Linked DNA regions of Mus musculus: region 2 is linked to region 1. A link is a contact called in ENCODE POLR2A ChIA-PET data. All regions are on one chromosome and are shown on one strand. Each heading gives the region's core, a stretch centred on a gene start or an enhancer-like site at or near the end of the contact. The rest is flanking DNA. Distances are from core to core; before and after follow the strand shown. Region 1 holds the start of Plekho1 (pleckstrin homology domain containing, family O member 1). Region 2 holds the start of Mtmr11 (myotubularin related protein 11).

Region 1 (3,419 bases), core at 623-3,122:
TTCCCTCTTTTCCACTGCCCTTCCCAGCAGGGGGCATCTGGCCCCAGGTCTAGTCAGATGCTCCTGAGTCAGAGGACAGCGGACACTCTAGGCTGAGGTCATCCTATCTTCTCTCTGCTCTGCATCTCTCCCTCTCACACCAGGTTCTGCCTTTTAGACAAACATAAGAAGGGGAAAAGGCCTTGTTTTGTTTCTGTAGCCCTTCACTGTCCTCTGGTTTCCCCTCGGACCTGTAGGAAGCCCTTCCTGATTGCTAACTACATTTCCTGGCATTATGAAGTTCGGGGAAGACAGGAGATATGAGGTGACACCCACTGCTGCTTTTAAAATAAACAAAAATAGAAAGCAAGAGAATCGTTGGGGGAGCTCTCTGTAGGATTCGAGAGCAGGTAGCAGTGGCCCTCGAGAGCACACTCGGTCAAGGCTTCCCTTAGCTTGCTCTGAGGCCTCTCCAACCGTTATGTTTTGGCCCCTTCAAGAGGGGCCTGGGGGCTCAACACTAGTTCTCTGCTTGTCTCAGTAGACTGCTTTGAGATGAGTACAGCTCTCCAGCTGCAAGTGTATCTGCTTCGACACCATAAAAGGCTTTATTTACCCAAATACAAGGGCAGAAAACAAGTGTCTAGTGACAAAAGCAGAACAGGTTAGAGCTAAGGGAGGGCTTCCCACTCGGTTGGTTTTGGGTGAGGGCAGGCAAGGGAGGAAGGGCCAGTCTGAAAGGGACAGGAACAGGCCACCATGATCAGACAGTCACAGGGAAGCAAGTTCAGTTTCTCAGCATTCTTGTTATTGAGTCAAGAGTTGGGGCTTCACAAAGGGGGAAGGGATCTGGATTCCACGACCTGGCTTTATATTCTGACCCCATGTGCCGGGCTGTGGTTTCCTGTAAAACTACAGAGCCAAAGCCATGGAGACACACACACAGGCGCTCACAGTCCTAACTCCATTCCCCCTGTCTACAAATAAAGATGGGCAGAATATGAGTTCCTTGAATTTTTTTTTTCTTTTTTCTTTTTACCCTTTAAGTGGAGTGGACGGTGAGGAACAAGCCTGGTTCAGGATGCTAGCTCCTACAAGAATCCGGCATTCACCGCTGCTCTACCCCTGGTCCCAGAGACTGCCTCCAAGTTGTGTTTTCTATGATTTAGGGAGACTGTGCTACTCAGGGGACCTACATATGCCCTCCTCCCTCCCAACCCCCGCAGGAACGGAGAGAGTGGTGGGCTGGGGTGGGGAAGACAGGAAGGATCGAGGGATACGAATACCAGTGTGTAACAAAAACAAACCCCACCAAAACCCCCAACCGTATTTTAGGGGGCCAGAATAGAGGGAGAGGCGGCGGATGTCAGAACTTCTGAGAAAGGTGTCCGCAAAGGCACATCAAATAAGTAAACTCCTAAACCCCACTCAGGTTCTCTCACTCGGGGGTGACTTTTTTCTGCAGACACAGGACTTTTGCGACCCCTGAACTTGCAGAGATGGAGGCGGGGCAAGCCGGAGAACTAGCCGCCGTGGGGACAGGGTCCCGACGGCTCGCGCAAGGGCGGGCGCCTACCTCCTTCTCGGAGACGTAGAGCTGGTCGCCTTTCAGCACCACATAGCGGTTTTTCCAAATCTCCCTGAAAATCCCTTTCCCGCAGAATTTCCGGACCCAGCCGACCTTCTCGGGCGCCGCAGACTGATGGTTTCCATCCGGAGGCCCCTGCCCGGGGCGAGACGAGGAGCGGCGGCTCAGACTGGTCTCTGCGCCCTCCCCGCCCCCCCCGCCAGCCCCAGCCCCATTGTCCGCGCGCCGCGCACTCACCCGCTTGCCGGAGCCGCTCTTCTTCATGGCGGGATCGGGCGGCCGCGCCCGCTGCTCGCTCGGCGGCTCGTGCTAGCCGCAGGCCGGGCCCCCGCTGCCCCCGCCGCCCCCGTCGCCCATGCCCGCCCCCGCCGCACCGGCCCCGGCCACCGCCGCTGACGTCGCGGGCTCCGAATGAAGGGCGGACCGCGGCGCCGCCGCCGTGCGCTCCCCGCCCCCCGCCTTTGTTTCCGACCCGGCACCCGGCGGAGGCGCGAGCGGATAACCGGGAGGCGCGGCGGTGGGGGCGGGCCCGAGGCGTGGCGAGCGGGATGGAGCGGAGGCGCCGTGGGAGAGCGGCCGCCTCGGACCCGCAGACTCCGGCTGGCGGAGCCCCGGGAGTCTCCACTCTCGACCTACTGCCGGGCGGACGTGAGCGCCCCGCGAGGCCTGCGGTAAACACGCGTGCAGCGGCGGGGAGGCCCGGAGGACGCTCGGACCGCGAGCTCTTCTGAGTCCTGTGTTTCTGATGTGGCTTGGAGGGAGCCCAAGTTTGAGCGCGGCTTTCCTCACCACTCCTGGGTCTCTGTTCCCCTACCTGGTAAAAGGAGGATCAGCTGACCCATGAAAGCCCGCGAGGACCCAACTGTGTCTTTTAGGTTCAATTACTACCAGACAGTAAGCTAATAAACCTGGTGTATGGTAAACACAACCACCACGAATGAGTAAAGCCCAGAGCAGGGGAATTATTTTTTCCCAGAGACGTCCAAGATGAAGTGTTGGTAAGTTTGTGGTTTGAGGAGTGGAGGATGTTTGGGCTTTTTGGGAGAGAATTTATCAAGAAAGATACCTCTTCTTAGACCCACCGTGCTTCCCAGTCCTGCAATCTCACTAGCCATATAATTGACTTCTATTTCAGGTGGATACAGAACTTTATGCTTTCAAAATGCTCTTATATTGGCACTTTAGAATGTCGAGTACCATTTTGTAAGGCATATAAGAGTGAGGATATTATCCCTTGGGAAAAGATCAGTCCAGCACAGGGAACCATTTGTCATGCTCAAACTGACACACTGCTGTTACATGAGTTAGCATAGAGGTTTTCTAACCCGGGTCTGCCTTTTAGACTTTGTACACGTGTACACAGCACACTTTGCAGACTACCCCCTACACACACAGCACACTTTACAGACTATCTCCTCCTCATCTCTGTTTGGTACTGGCCTGTTTAAAGGGCAAAGAAATGACTGAGAAAGGCTTTAGGAGGGAGCCTATGTACTAGCATGAGGGCACAGCTGAGGGAATGAGCTTTTGGGAACTTGTTGGCTGAGCAGGTAAGAATGCTTTGGATTATTTTGTCTTTATTTTTTAATAAGACAAGGTCTTTTTTGTTTGTTTGTTTGTTTTGGTTTTGGTTTTTTTCCTAGACAGGGTTTCTCTGTGTAGCCATGACTGTCCTGGAACTCACTCTGTAGGCCAGGCCATCACTGCTGGGCTTATGACAAGGTCTTACACAGCCTACCTATGCTGCTTTCAGACTTGTTACATAGCCAAGGCTGGTCTTGGTCTACCGAGCCTCCTGTCTCCACGTGATTTACCAAGTTTAAATAGGGGCTGAGGGCGTGGCTTGTGGTAG
Region 2 (3,419 bases), core at 461-2,960, 170 kb after region 1:
TAAGCTGTTTAACAAAATACTATCATGCTTCCATGTACAATTCCTGTGCCCTCTCCTTCCCTTGGCTGTGTGAGTTGGGGGTAGAGGAAGTGATAGAAGCTGTCTAAGCAGTGGGGTGGGAAGGACCTTGGCCTCTTTCTGTGTTTATAACTGGATCTGTGATTCATCCTGTGAGTCACTCAGCTCCACCTTCCTCCTCCAGCTACCCCTCCCAGCAGCCCTTGCTCCTGGCACAAACCTATAACCAGAGCGAGGGTCTGAAAATGGAAAAATCTGACACAGCTCCTTGCCTCTCTATCCCCTTTCCATCCAGTGGACATCTATCTGCATTTGTGCTGCAGGTGGTGAGAGTCTTCCTGTTAACCTAATCCTCAACTGCAGCCCCTTTGTGCTTCTGGTTAGGCGATGATCACATCACTTCTCTCCGTCCTGACCATTCCCTCTATATTCTGCTGTTCCCATACCTCAAGATATTAAAGAACAGAATGAGGCTTTCGGAGGAAAGTGGTGGGGAGAAGAAAAGTAGGTCATGGGATTTTGGCACACCTGTTCCTAAGCTGTTCCTTACTACATACTTTATTCCAGAAGCATTGAGGTGTGTGGTGGGGTGGTGGTGACCAGCAGTCTTTAGGACTTCTACAATCAGGCGTCTAGACCAGCTTGCTAGCAAGTACATACCTGTTTGTTCCAGTCTCTGCTCATGCTAGTTCACTATTTCCACAGTTGCAGCCAACAAAGAGAACTTTGGAAGCTGAGGCTGGAAGGATGTGTGCTGTGGGGAAGGGAGTGTTGAATGTCACGGCCCCCACCTAAGGATTGCTGCCTCTGTACAGACTCAAAAACAATAAAACAGCAGCTCATTAACACCTATTTTGTATTTCATTTCCTGTCTTCTCCGTGTTGAAACATGCTGCCCTCAAGCTGCCCTCCTTAGCATCTCTGTTCAGTGCCCTACAGCCCCATCTTTGCTTTTTAAATTCAGCAGGGAAGGAGGGGGAAATGTGATCCTGGAGCTGAAAAGAGTTTTCCAGTCCTTAGCTTTCAAAGTCCAGAACATGAATCATTCATTAGGAGATCTGGTGACTGGGTTGGAGGGGCGGAGTCATGTACCTGGGGCTGGGCTTTCCATAGGAATAGGTGGCTGCGGGAGTGGGGAGGTGCGCTCGCCGGGCGCAAAGGCTGGTTTAGATATACCACGATCTTTTTCTGGGTTTTCTAGCTCCCGCCCCACTGCCGAGATTTGCACACCAAAATACCTGTGCTGTGTCTGCATCCCAGACACACCAATTTCCGTCCACTCCATTCTGCCCCTGGGCCTGTCACGCTCTCCAGAAAAGGACACAAGGTTCAGTTCCCTTTATGTCCCCTTCTCAACCCGTTAGGTTGTCAGAGGAGGCTGAAAATGAACAAAATCACAAAACCCATGAATAAACGAAACCAAAATAACTGAGTTTCCTAGTGTTTCATCTCTCATTGAAAAAGTATAGAGAGCTAGCCCAAAATGTTTTCATTTAACTACTGCTCCCCTCGTCACACCCACTAATATTCACGAACAGAAAGAGACTAAAATGTGGATGTGGGTTAAGGGAATCTGGGTATCCCCAGTTCCCCCATTCCTCCCATCTTTCTTAAGCTCCTCCATTTCCTTTCTACTTTGAAAAAAAAAATTGCGTATTCTCCTTTAAGGGGCTGGGCATCTTGCCTGTTCTCTTAGAGTCACCGAAGTTTCCAAAGAGCCTCCCCTGTCTGGGCAGGACACACCTTTCAAATAAGACCCCTGGAACTGTGCTCCTGGTATCCGAAATGCCGCTACCGCTGCGTCCTCCCCAGCCTCTTTCTCCCCACCTCTAGGATTTAGCCTCTCCCCAAAAAGAGCCAGCATCTTTGAGGACTCCCACCCTTAGCTGCTCTACTCCCGGATGGAGCCAGGGAAATGTGGTGGGGGGGCCGGGGCCAGAGTTTCAACATTGCCCCCCAGAAGGAGGAGCCAGAGATGGGGGTAAGGAAAAGGAATGGGAGGGTAGCTAACAAGAGAGTGTGAATGGGATGCTGTGGAAATTAAAGGGGAAGGAAAGGATTCAGAGGAGGAGGGTGTATCTGTTTTATCAACTGTTATGGAGCTCGTCTGCCTTTTTCAGTCTCGAGTTGTCTCATTATCCATTAACCAGCCCCTCCTTGTCTTGTCTGCCAGCCGCAGTCAGTGATCTCAATTTCCCTGAGAGGAGAGGAGAGCAGAGCAGAGAAGGGGGGGGGGGGGGGGGGGAAGAACCCGAACAAATGAACTCAATGCGGGTCTCCAAAGGCAGCTACTGGAGAAATCCCAGATTCTGAGTTTAGGGGGTCCCAGATTAACTCTCTCCCCTGCTCAGCTCTCTGGACCGAAGTCTAACCCAGGGAACAGGATGCCGGAGCCCAGCAGTCATCAGCTTGGCAGCTGCCTGGCCTCTGGTTGTCTCCCAGGTAATAAAATGACCTCTCTAGATTCCTTTAAAAGTCTTCCTACCCCATCCTTTTTTGTTTTCACCAAAGATACTCCCTATTCCTTTCCTCGAAGTGTTTCTGAGACTCATTCTCCTGCCTCCTTCCTCAGAGCTTGTGGAAGGCCTGGACATTGTTCATTCTGCTTTCTCACCCCGGCTACCACTTTTCTTATTAACTATCCAAAGACCAGTGAGTGTATATGTGCCACGTTCTATGCAGGGTTTTAGAAGTTAAAAAAAAAAGTCTATTCTTTTCCTTCAATTTTACATCTAAGGATAGACGAGTAGCCACATAGAAGTGTGGGGCAGCATTGGGGATAGTTAGACCTTTGCTTCTCTTTCTCCCTTTTAGGGGAGCATATCCTAGCATGGGCACCAGGACGAAGGAAAGGGCCAGGACTAGACCTGCCTGGAACTCTGATCTGCACTAACTTTAGGGTAACCTTCCAGCCTTGTGGATGGCAGCGAAAGCAGGTGAGGTGATTAGTGTAATAGAAAAGCTTGGTGCGGTGTCCCAGCAGTTGGGGGGTGGGGCGTTGAGATGGAAGACCATGAGAGTTCCAGGCTAACCTAGGCTACATAGCAATGCTCTGTTTTTCTTGTGAATGTATCAGTAAATGGTAGAATTATTTCTATGGAAGCTGCCTTCTACGGGGGAGGGGCGGAGGCAGCAAGGCAAGACAGGGATGGCTGTCATGTCTGTAGCATCAGTCTTGTGCTTCCTTTAGGATACTCCTCTGAGTAGTGAAAATGATTTTGCCTTGATCAACATTGGTCGATTAGAGGCTGGTAAGTTTGAGGGTTTGGTAAAAGGGGCATTTGAGTCTCTACCTTCTGTTCTCAGAAGACTGAGGGCTGGGGCAGGGTGGAGTGGAGGAAATGCTCCCAGAAGATCCCACGGTCACTCTACGCTAACCCTCGACTTCAGTGAGCGGCTTG

What was found. ChIA-PET counts read pairs that join two places held with the same protein, here RNA polymerase II (POLR2A).
Region 2: POLR2A ChIA-PET joins it to region 1 with 13 read pairs in Patski. The contact joins the promoter of Mtmr11 here to the promoter of Plekho1 in region 1. POLR2A ChIA-PET finds 5 or more read pairs at or near these places in 2 of 5 experiments (Patski and embryonic stem cell).

What each region holds. Positions count from the first base shown.
Region 1 is chr3:95,993,967-95,997,385 of GRCm38, forward strand. It overlaps Plekho1 (pleckstrin homology domain containing, family O member 1), which reads right to left and starts at 1,873. Exons shown (of 6, transcript NM_023320.2): 1 at 1,805-1,873; 2 at 1,556-1,702. The coding sequence starts at 1,831.
Region 2 is chr3:96,160,260-96,163,678 of GRCm38, forward strand. It overlaps Mtmr11 (myotubularin related protein 11), which reads left to right and starts at 1,711. Exons shown (of 17, transcript NM_181409.3): 1 at 1,711-1,999; 2 at 2,370-2,460; 3 at 2,833-2,954; 4 at 3,209-3,269; 5 at 3,409-3,419. The coding sequence starts at 1,934. Otud7b (OTU domain containing 7B) reads left to right here. Exons shown (of 12, transcript NM_001025614.1): 12 at 1-870.